Linked DNA regions of Homo sapiens: region 1 is linked to region 2. Evidence: read pairs that join two places in POLR2A ChIA-PET (ENCODE). Cell type or tissue: Panc1. All regions are shown on one strand.

Region 1 (5,000 bases), 730 kb after region 2:
GTTGGCTGTGTTCTGGCGGGACCAGCGGGGCCTGTGTGCCCTCAAATTCCTGAAGTTGGAGGATTTCTTGGACAATGAGAGGCATGAGGTGCAGCTGGACATGGAACCCCAGGGCTGCCTGGTGGCTGAGGTATAGCCCACACCTGACCCTGAGAAAATGCTTCTTCTCCCTCACTGCCCCATTCCCAGTTTCCTAGAAGGGGAAAATATGTTTTAGGTCTGGCTCTTCCAGAAGGGGAAGATAAGTTTTAAGTCAGGCTTTTCTAGAAGAGGAAAATAGATTTTAGATCCAGCTCTTCTAGAAACGGAAGATATGTTTTAACTCTGCCTTTTCTAGAAGGAGAAGATACGTTTTAGGTCAGGCTCTTCCAGAAGGGGAAGAGACGTTTTAGGTCTGCTTTTTTCTAGAAGGGAAAGATATGTTTTAGATCAGGCTCTTCTAGAAAGGGAAGATAGGCTTTTGATCTGCCTGTTCTAGGCTGGGCGTGGTGGCTCATGCCTGTAATCCCAGCACTTCGGAAGGCTGAGGCAGGAGGATCACCTGAGGTCAGGGAGACCAGCCTGGGCAACATGGTAAAACCGCGTCTCAACTAAAAGTACAAAATTAGCTGGGCGTCGTGGCACATGCCTTTAGTCCCAGCTACTTGGGAGGCTGAGACAGGAGAATCGCTTGAACCCAGGAGGCGGAGGCTGCAGTGAGCTGAGATCCCACCACTGCACTCCAGCCTGGGCGACAGAGTGAGACTCTGTCGCCCAGGAGTCTCACAAAAAAAAAAAAGATCTGCTTGTTCTAGAAGGGGAAGATACATTTTAGATCAGGCTCTTTTAGAAGCATAAGATATGTTTTAGATATGGTTTCTCTTAATACAGAAAGATAGTTTTAGATCAGGCTCTTTCAGAAGTGGCAGGTATGTTTTAGACCCGTGTATTCTAGAAGGGGAAGATACATTTTAGATCTGTCTCTGAACCTTGATAGAAAAGTACACCTTGGCCAGGTGTGGTGGCTCACGCCTGTAATCCCAGCACTTTGGGAGGCTGAGGCAGGTGGATCACTTGAGGCCAGGAGTTCCAGACTAGCCTGGCCAACATGGTGAAACCCCATCTCTATTAAAAATACAAAAATTAGCTGGGCATGATAGTGGGTACCTGTAATCCCAGCTACTTGGGAGGCTGAGGCAGGAGAATTGCTTGAACCCAGGAGACAGAGGTTGCAGTGAGCTGAGATCACGCCATTGCACTCCAGCCTGGGCAACAGAGTGAGACTCTTGTCTCAAAAAAAAAAAAAAAAGAAGAAGAAGAAGAAGAAAAGCACTTCTAATTAGCCACATCAGTGATAGGACCTTAGCTGGGATTGGTTTTGTTCTGAGGCAAGATACTTAAAAAAAAAAAAAAAGAAGAAGAAGAAGCTGATTTCCAAATTTAGAAATGTTTAAAGAAAAAAGGAAATAAATTATAAAATTTCTTCCAACCAGGAAAGAGATACAAAACCTGGCAACATATCGTGGTGATTGCTACCAGAGCCACAGTCAAGAGAAAGTGATTCCTTCCACAGCTGTGTGAGGGTGAAGGTCTGAATTGAGGTGGCCTACCCTTGGCACTGTTGACATCTGGGGCCACATCATCCTCTGTGGTGGGGCTGTCCTGCATACTAGAGGATGTAGCACCTCTCCCCACTGCTTACAGGATGTCAGTAGCACCACCTCCCCCTGAGTTTTGACAGCCCAGAGGTCTCCAGACACTGTCAAGTGCTCCCTGGCCGGGAACCCCTGGTCTAAATGACATTTCTAGCTGAGTTCTCATAGTATAAGCCAGGCTCTGTAGCGAGTACTTTGGCGACGTGAACTCATTAATTCTCACAACCAACCAACAAAAGAGGGACTGTTATTACTCAAATTTGACAGAGGAGGAAACTGGGGCACAGAGAAGGGGCACTTGACCCCTCATTTAGCCAAATTATCCTAAAAAACTCTTTTAATCTTCCGCTAACCTATATGTGTACCCCATTTTACATATATATATGATAGATTACCTATATATGTATACACACACATATTATCTATTATTTACCCACCTACGTGTCCATCCATCCATTTTGTCTGTCTATGCATTCATCCATCCATCTTTTTTTTTTTTTTTTTTTTTTGAGATGGAGTCTCGCTGTCTCCCAGGCTGGAGTGCAGTGGTGCGATCTTGGCTCACTGCAACCTCTGCTTCCCGGGTTCATGCCATTCTCCTGCCTCAGCCTCCCGAGTAGCTGGGACTACAGGCACCCGCTACCACGCCCGGATAATTTTTTGTATTTTTAGTAGAGACGGGGTTTCACCCACCGTGTTAGCCAGGATGGTCTCCATCTCCTGACCTCGTGATCTGCCCGCCTTGGCCTCCCAAAGTGCTGGGATTACCGGCGTGAGCCACCGCGCCCGGCCCAGCCATCTTATCAATGCATCCTCTATCCATTGATAGATACACCTATATTATCTGTCTTATCTATGTATCCATCTATATTAGGTATCTATATCATCTATTTATCTAATCCATCTATCCATTTATCTATCTCTATCTATATATTATCTATCAACCAATCTATTTTTCCATGCATCCGTCTCTATTATCTGTCAGTCATCTTATCCATCAATCTTATGTATGCATCATCCATCCATCTATCCATCCCTGTATATTTCTCTGTATATATATCTACCCATTCCTCTCTCTATCTCTATCTATCCCTCTCTATATCTATCTGTGCCTCTGTTTTTCTCTATATAGCTATATCTATCTATCCATCCATCTATATTATCTATCAACTAATCTATCTTTCCGTCTACCCATCTGTCTATATTATCTATCCATCTATATTATCTATCTATCATCTTATCCATCCATCCATTTATCTTATCTATGCTCATCCCTCCATCCATCCATCTCTGTATATTCCTCTATCTCTATTTATATCCACCCATTCCTGTCTCTGTCTCTATCTATCCCTCTCTGTATCTATCTGTGTCTCTCTCTCTTTTTCTCTCGATAGCTGTATCTATCTATCCATCCATCTATCCATGCATCCTTCTCTTTCTATGAATCCCTTTCTCTATCAGTCCCTCTCTCTTTCTCTATCTGTAACTACCCTTCCGTCCATGCCCCTCTCTATCTACCTGCGTCTATATCTGTCTCTTTCTGTGTCTATTTATCCATCTCTCTATATCCATATCCCTAAGCAGAGGTTCTCCCCTGGTCTGACCATCAAGCACCAGTGAAAGAAAGGGGCGGGGCCAGGCACAGTGGCTCACACCTGTAATCCCAGCACTTTGGGAGGCTGAGGCGGGCAGATCACTAAGTCAGGAGTTCGAGACTAGCCTGGTCAACATGGTGAAACCCCGTCTCTACTGAAAATAGAAAAATTAGCCGGGTGTGGTAGCAGGCGCCTGTAATCCCAGCTACGCGGGAGGCTGAGGCAGGAGAATCAGTTGAACCTGGGAGATGAAGGTTGCAGTGAGCCGAGATCGCATCATTGCACTCCAGCCTGGGCAACAACAGCGAAACTCTGTCTCAAAAAAAAAAAAAAGAAAGAAAGAAAGGGGCGTGGAGAAGAGCTGACTCCAGATGGCAGAGGTTTAAAATTGTTCTCCCATTCAGAACACAGCCCAAACCAAATGGAAAGTGATGGTGGGTGGCCTGGGGGACACATTCTAAAGCGTTTCTCCTTGCCTTCAAGGTCTCTCTGTGGCATTCTATTTTGTTTTTATGCCTATACAGAAGCATTCTTCCATAGAACTTTTCTGCAGCTCTGGCCGGGCGCTGTGGCTCACGCCTGTAATCCCAATACTTCGGGAGGCTGAGGCGGATGGATCATTTGAGGTCAGGAGTTTGAGACCAGCCTGGCCAACATGGTGAAACCCTGTCTTTACTAAAAATACAAAAATTCGGCTGGGTGCGGTGGCTCACGCCTGTCATCCCAGCACTTTGGGAGGGTAGGCAGGCAGATCACCTGAGGTCAGGAGTTCAAGACCAGCCTGGCCAACGTGGAAAAACCTAGTCTCTACTAAAAATACAAAAATCAGCCAGGTGTGGTGGCGCACGCCTGTAATCCCAGTTACTTGGGAGGCTGAGGCAGGAGAATCACTTGAACCTGGGAGGCGGAGGTTGTAGTGAGCCAAGATCGCACCACTGTACTCCAGCCTGGGCAACAGAGTGAGACTGTGTCTCAAAAAAAAAAAAAAAGAAATTAGCCGGGCTTGGTGGTGGGTGCCTGTAATCCCAGCTGCTCGGGAGACTGAGGCAGGAGAATCTCTAGAGCCTGGGAGGTGGAGGTTGTGGTGAGCCCAGATTGCGCCACTGCACTCCAGCCTGGGCAACAGAGTCTCAAAGAAAAAAGGAACTTTCTGCAGCTCTGTTGTCGATGCACCCACAGTAGCTGAGTTCTGTTGTAGATGGAAATGTTCTCTATCTGAAGTGTGACCAGTGTGACCAGGGAACCAAAGTTTTAATTTCGCTGACATTTTCACTAATTTAAATCGCCACATGTGACAACCATACCAGACACTGCAGTTCTGTGACTTCAGCACCTTCTAGAAGTTGTATTGGAGTTGGGAGAATTCAACTTGACAGGTGGCTTCCATAGATGGGTGGGCACCAGCATTGCCTGGGGGCTTGTTGAAATACTGAGTGCTTTAGGGCCGGGCACGGTGGCTCGCGCCTGTAATCCCAGCACTTTGGGAGGCCAAAGTGGGCAGATCGCTTGAGCCCAGGAGTTCAGGACCAGCCTGGCCAACATGGTGAAACTCCGTCTCTACAAAAATACAACAATTTGCCAGGCATGGGGGTGCGTGCCTGTAGTCCCAGCTACTCAGGAGGCTGAGGTGGGAGGATCTCTTGAGCCCGGGAGGTGGAGGCTGCAGTGAGCCGAGATCGGACTACTCATATGTGCATATATATATGTGTGTATATATATATATGTGTGTGTGTATATATATATATATATAGAGAGAGAGAGAGAGCATGCG
Region 2 (5,000 bases):
GCCAAGGCAGGTGGACCATGAGGTCAGGAGTTCGAGACCAGCCTGGCCAATATGGTGAAACCTCGTCTCTGCTAAAAATACAAAAATTAGCCGGGCATGGTGGCATGCACCTGTAGTCCCAGCTACTCAGGAGGCTGAGGCAGAAGAATCGCTTGAACCCGGAAGGCGGAGGTTGCAGTCAGCTGAGATCGTGCCACTGCACTCCAGCCTGGGCGACAGAGCGAGACTCCATCTCAAAAAGAAAAATAAATAAATAATAATAACAATAATAATAAAATAAATTAAATTAAGTCTCTTGCTCACAAGAGGATAAATGATAGGCATGGTTTCAACATGCTTTTCTAATAGCAATGAGATGGGACATTTCAACTCTTTAGACACTTTTCCCCTTGGCTGTATATTTTTGTGCCACTTCCTGGAATTAAGAGCATATTGTGGGCCAGGCTTAGTGGCGCACGCCTGTAATCCCAGCTACTCGGGAGGCTGAGGTACAAGAATCACTTGAACCTGGGAAGAGGAGGTTGCAGCGAGCCGAGATCACACCACTGCACTCCACAGCCTGGGAGACAAAGTGAGATCAGTCTCAAAACAAACAAACAAACAAACAAACAAACAAACAAAAAAACGTTAAAATGAAGGCTATAGTTTAGATTCATCCCCCCCACCCAAGGCCAACCACCCATAACCACACAAAGTTTGTCATCTTGATTCCCCTGAAATGCTAGCTCTAATCATAAATGAAACATGAAAATGTAAGTTTTACATCCTTGTCAGCATGATTCAGTGAAATTAAACCAATCGGCTGTAGACAAATGAGCTTAAACGGGTCTATTTGCCTTAAAAAGAAGTTAATGTAAAACAGCCAATCACAAAAAAGCTCAAAATACTTCCTCCTTTATGCCTTATAAACTTGCCCTAACTGCTGTAAGAGAACTTCTTACCACTTGATTTGACATCTCCTGAATCAAGACTTGCTGTATGACAAAGAACTTTTAATTTTTTTCTAACTGTATCTGATTTTATATATGTATGTATGTATGTGTGTGTGTGTGTGTGTGTGTGTGTGTGTGTATATATTTGTTTTGTTTTGTTTTGTTTTAGACAGTCTTGGCCTATCATTGAGCTGGAGTGCAGTGGCATGATCTCGGCTCACTGCAACCTCTGCCTCCTGGGTTCAAGTGATTCTCAAGCCTCAGCCTCCCGAGTATCTGGGATTACAGGTGCCCACTACCATGCTGGGCTAATTTTTGTATTTTTGGTAGAGATGGGCGTTCACTATGTTTGCCAGGCTGGTCTCAAACTCCTGACCTCAGGTGATCCACCCGCCTCGGCCTCCCAGAGAGCTGGGATTACAGGCGTGAGCCACCGCGCCAGGCCTGATTATATTTTTGACACTAAAAGTATCGTATGCAGGAAGACAGCTGGCACACACGGAAACTTCATGCAAATAGAATGAAGTATGCTCTCTAAAAGACAAATTAGAAGAAGGTGCCCTATCCTCCAACTTGGAGAACACAGCCTAGGCCGGACTTCAGCCCCATTCTCATGCCCTCGGCCAGGCACACTTGTTCAGGGCACAACCTGCACAATCGTACACAGTGGCCCTGACTATGTCTGTATGCAACTACAAAAACAATAGGCCGGACGCGGTGGTTCACGCCTGTAATCCCAGCACTTTGGGAAGCCGAGGTGGGCAGATCACAAGATCAGGAGTCCCAGAACAGCCTGGCCAATATGGTGAAACCCCGTCTCTACTAAAAGTACAAAAATTAGCCGGGCATGGTGGCGGGCCCTTGAAGTCCCAGCTACTCGGGAGGCTGAAGCAGGAGAATTGCTTGAACCCGGGAGGCAGAGGTTGCAGTGAGCCGAGATCGCACCACTGCACTCCAGCCTAGGCGACAGAGCAAGATTCAGTCTCAAAAAAAAAAGTGAAGAGAAAAGAGGATCCGGTATCCAAATGTGTTTTATATAAAATGAATCGTTTTCAGTGCACTGAGGAAGTTTTCTATTTAAAGAAATCCTGCTGTGAACTCTTTTGTGAAGAATGCTTTCCTAATGGAATTAGTCACCACTGAGTCATTTCTGCAAACTTCAGGTTTGCGGTTTTGCCTAAGCAAGATCTGGCCGGAGAAGTGAGATAAATTATAGATGTCGCTAATAAATTACAGATTACTCAAAGGCAAAAGAGGAAAGAAAAAAAAAAATTGACTCGTGTATATGAACCGAATTGAGTCAGGGGTCTCCACCGGCGCTTAATCATGGCCGAGATCCTCCTGCTTCTGCCTGTCCTTTGGTAGACACACGCTACAAGTCAGCTTCTGTCCATCGAGGAAGGGAACGAACTAACAACAAAGAACAATTAAGAGAAGGTTGGCCCCGTGAAAACAAGGGACCATTGAAGAGCGAGTAAAGGCTTGGCCACGTTCTGGCCCCGCCCCACCCCGGTCGCCCTGACAACAGCGCCGGCGTCTGGGCTGAGCTTCGGACTCGCAGCCAGCCTCCCACAGGCCACCGCGCGCGCTCACTTGCGCATGCGCCTCGGAGCTGGCTTCAACCAGCGAAGGCTGAACCCGCTTCCAGGGTCCTCGCCGAGCTGGGAGTTAGGATCCGAGGGGGCCAAGAGGGATAAGAAAACTTCTCTGGGTGCCCACGTGGTACTGAGCGCCCTTGGGAGGGCTCTGGAGAAGACCATCGCCTTCCAGGGTAGCTCCCTCCCTCAAAGGTTTGAGATCATGGTCCAGTTCTCGGGTCTCCCAGCCTCAGTTTCCCCATTTGTAGGAAAGGCGTTCACAGCCTCTATCTCAGAGGAGGCTTTGAGGATTCAGAGAGCTCAGAAGAGGGTAGGCTTTGTGGTGAGCGCTGGGTAGGACTTCGGGGTGGGAGTGGTGGGCTGAAGAGTCCCCGACAACAGCCCGAGGAAGTATTATTATTGTTCTTATTTTACAGGGAAGGAAACTGAGGTCCAGAAAAGTTATGACTCGCCCCAAGGGGATTGCCTGGCAGGACGTGAAGGGGAAGAGGCCCACCCTGGAGTAACCCTCACTGGAGAATCCAGAGGTGAGATGAGCCTTGTACCTATCTCAGCAGAGGGAGTAGGATAATATTTAAATATTAAGGGTGGGGAGAAGGAATGAAGGCAAGAAATAAAATGCCCAAAATGCCCCAAACGCCATCCGGACCATAAAAGTGATGGCGATAGTGTTGGACTTAGGAGCTCAAAGATGCTAACCTTGACAGGCCTGGTGGCCCAAGTCTGTAGTCTCAGCTACTTGGAAGGCTGAGGCAGGAGGATCGCTTTAGCCCAGGAGTGCCAATCCCTCCTGGGCAACATAGTGAGATCCTTGTTTCCTTAAAAAAAAAAAAAAAGTGCATACTTTCTTTCTTTTTTTTTTTTTTTTTGCGACAGAGTCTCACTCTGTTGCCCAGGCTGGAGTACAGTGGCACGATCTCGGCTCACTGCAACCTCTGCCTTCCCGGTCCAAGCAGCTCTCCTGCCTTAGCCTCCCAGTAGCTGGGACTACAGGCATGCACCACCACACTCAGCTAATTTCTGTATTTTTAGTAGAGACCGGGTTTCACCGTGTTGGCCAGACTGGTCTCAAACTCCTGACCTCAAGTGATCCACCTGCCTCTTCCTCCCAAAGTGCTGGGATTACAGGCATGAGCAACTGCACCCGGCATAAAAAATGCATACCTTTTGAAATTTTTTTTTTTTTTTTGAGACGGGGTCTTGCTCTGTCACCCAGGCTGGAGTGCAGTGGCGCGATCTCGGCTCACTGCAAGCTCTGCCTCCCAGGTTCACGCCATTCTCCTGCCTCAGCCTCCCGAGTAGCTGGGACTACAGGTGCCCGCCACCTCACCCGGCTAATTTTTTGTATATTTAGTAGAGACGGGGTTTCATGGTGTTAGCCAGGATAGTCTCGATCTCCTGACCTCGTGATCCACCTGTCTCGGCCTCCCAAAGTGCTGGGATTACAGGCATGAGCCACCACGCCCGGCCTTGCTGGAAAATTCTTAAGCCCACCTGGCATCTCCATCTTAGTCAAACGGCCCACCAACTTCCTGTTCAAACTGAGCTATTTTGATTTCTGAGTTTGTTAACCTTGGCACTACTGGCATTCGGGGCCGGATCATTCTTTGTAGTGCAAAGGCTGTCCTGTGCACTGTGAGAAGTTGAGCAGCATATCCAGCCTCTGCTCATTAGACGCCATAGCCAGGCACGGTGGCTGACGCCTGTAATCCCAGCACTTTGGGAGGCCGAGGTGGGTAGATCACCTGAGGTCAGGAGTTCAAGACCAGTCTGACCAACATGGAGAAACCCTGTCTCTACTAAAAATACAAAATTAGCTGGGCGTGGTGGCACATGCCTCTAATCCCAGCTACTCGGGAGGCTGAAGCAGGAGAATCGCATGAACCCAGAAGGTGGAGGTTGTAGTGAGCCGAGATCATGCCATTGCACTCCAACCTGGGCAACGAGAGTGAAACTCCATCTCAAAAAAACAAAAAACGAACATTAGACGCCATGAACACTCCCTCCCAACCCAATTTGTCACAACCAAAAATGTCTGCAGACATTGCCCCTGAAGGGGTGAAGATGGCTCCTATTGAGAAACACTGGCCATGAGCCAAGAATTAAAAGAGAGAAATCTGTTAGTTTTCACTAAATAGATTTGAATTCTTTATTTTATTTTATTGTTTTTGTTTCATTTTATTTTGAGAGGCAGGATCTCACTCTGTCCCCCAGGCTGGAGTACAGTGGTGCAATCATGACTCACTGTAGCCTCCAACTCCTGAGCTCAAGGGATCCTCCCACTTCAGCCTCCCTAGTAGCTGGGACTATAGGCATGCACCACCCTGCTTGGCTAATTTTTGTATCTTTTGTAGAGACAGGGTCTCACTATGTTGCCCAGGCTAGTCTCAAACTCTTGGCCTCAAGAGACCCTCTCACCTCAGTTTCCCAAATTGTTGAGATTACAGGCGTGAGCCAGCACGCCTGGTCT

The links. ChIA-PET counts read pairs that join two places held together with the same protein. Peaks named below come from ENCODE experiments on the same cell type or tissue, not always from the same donor. Only the 100,000 strongest peaks of a DNase experiment are listed, where the experiment ranks them.
Region 1: POLR2A ChIA-PET joins it to region 2 with 11 read pairs; 2 of 35 experiments call an interaction of 5 or more read pairs at or near these places.

What each region holds. Positions count from the first base shown.
Region 1 is chr19:14,458,246-14,463,245 of GRCh38, forward strand. It overlaps PKN1 (protein kinase N1), which reads left to right. Exons shown (of 22, transcript NM_002741.5): 9 at 1-130. Among named protein-coding and RNA genes, the nearest start is that of PTGER1, 15 kb to the right of the region's middle. In Panc1, no CTCF peak of the experiment used is centred here; no DNase peak of the experiment used is centred here.
Region 2 is chr19:13,729,229-13,734,228 of GRCh38, forward strand. It overlaps a transcript of YJU2B not described here. Among named protein-coding and RNA genes, the nearest start is that of YJU2B, 16 kb to the right of the region's middle. RefSeq lists an enhancer at 2,587-2,636. In Panc1, no CTCF peak of the experiment used is centred here; a DNase peak (open chromatin) is centred at 2,293; H3K4me3 peaks cover 1,826 bases; H3K27ac peaks cover 2,129 bases.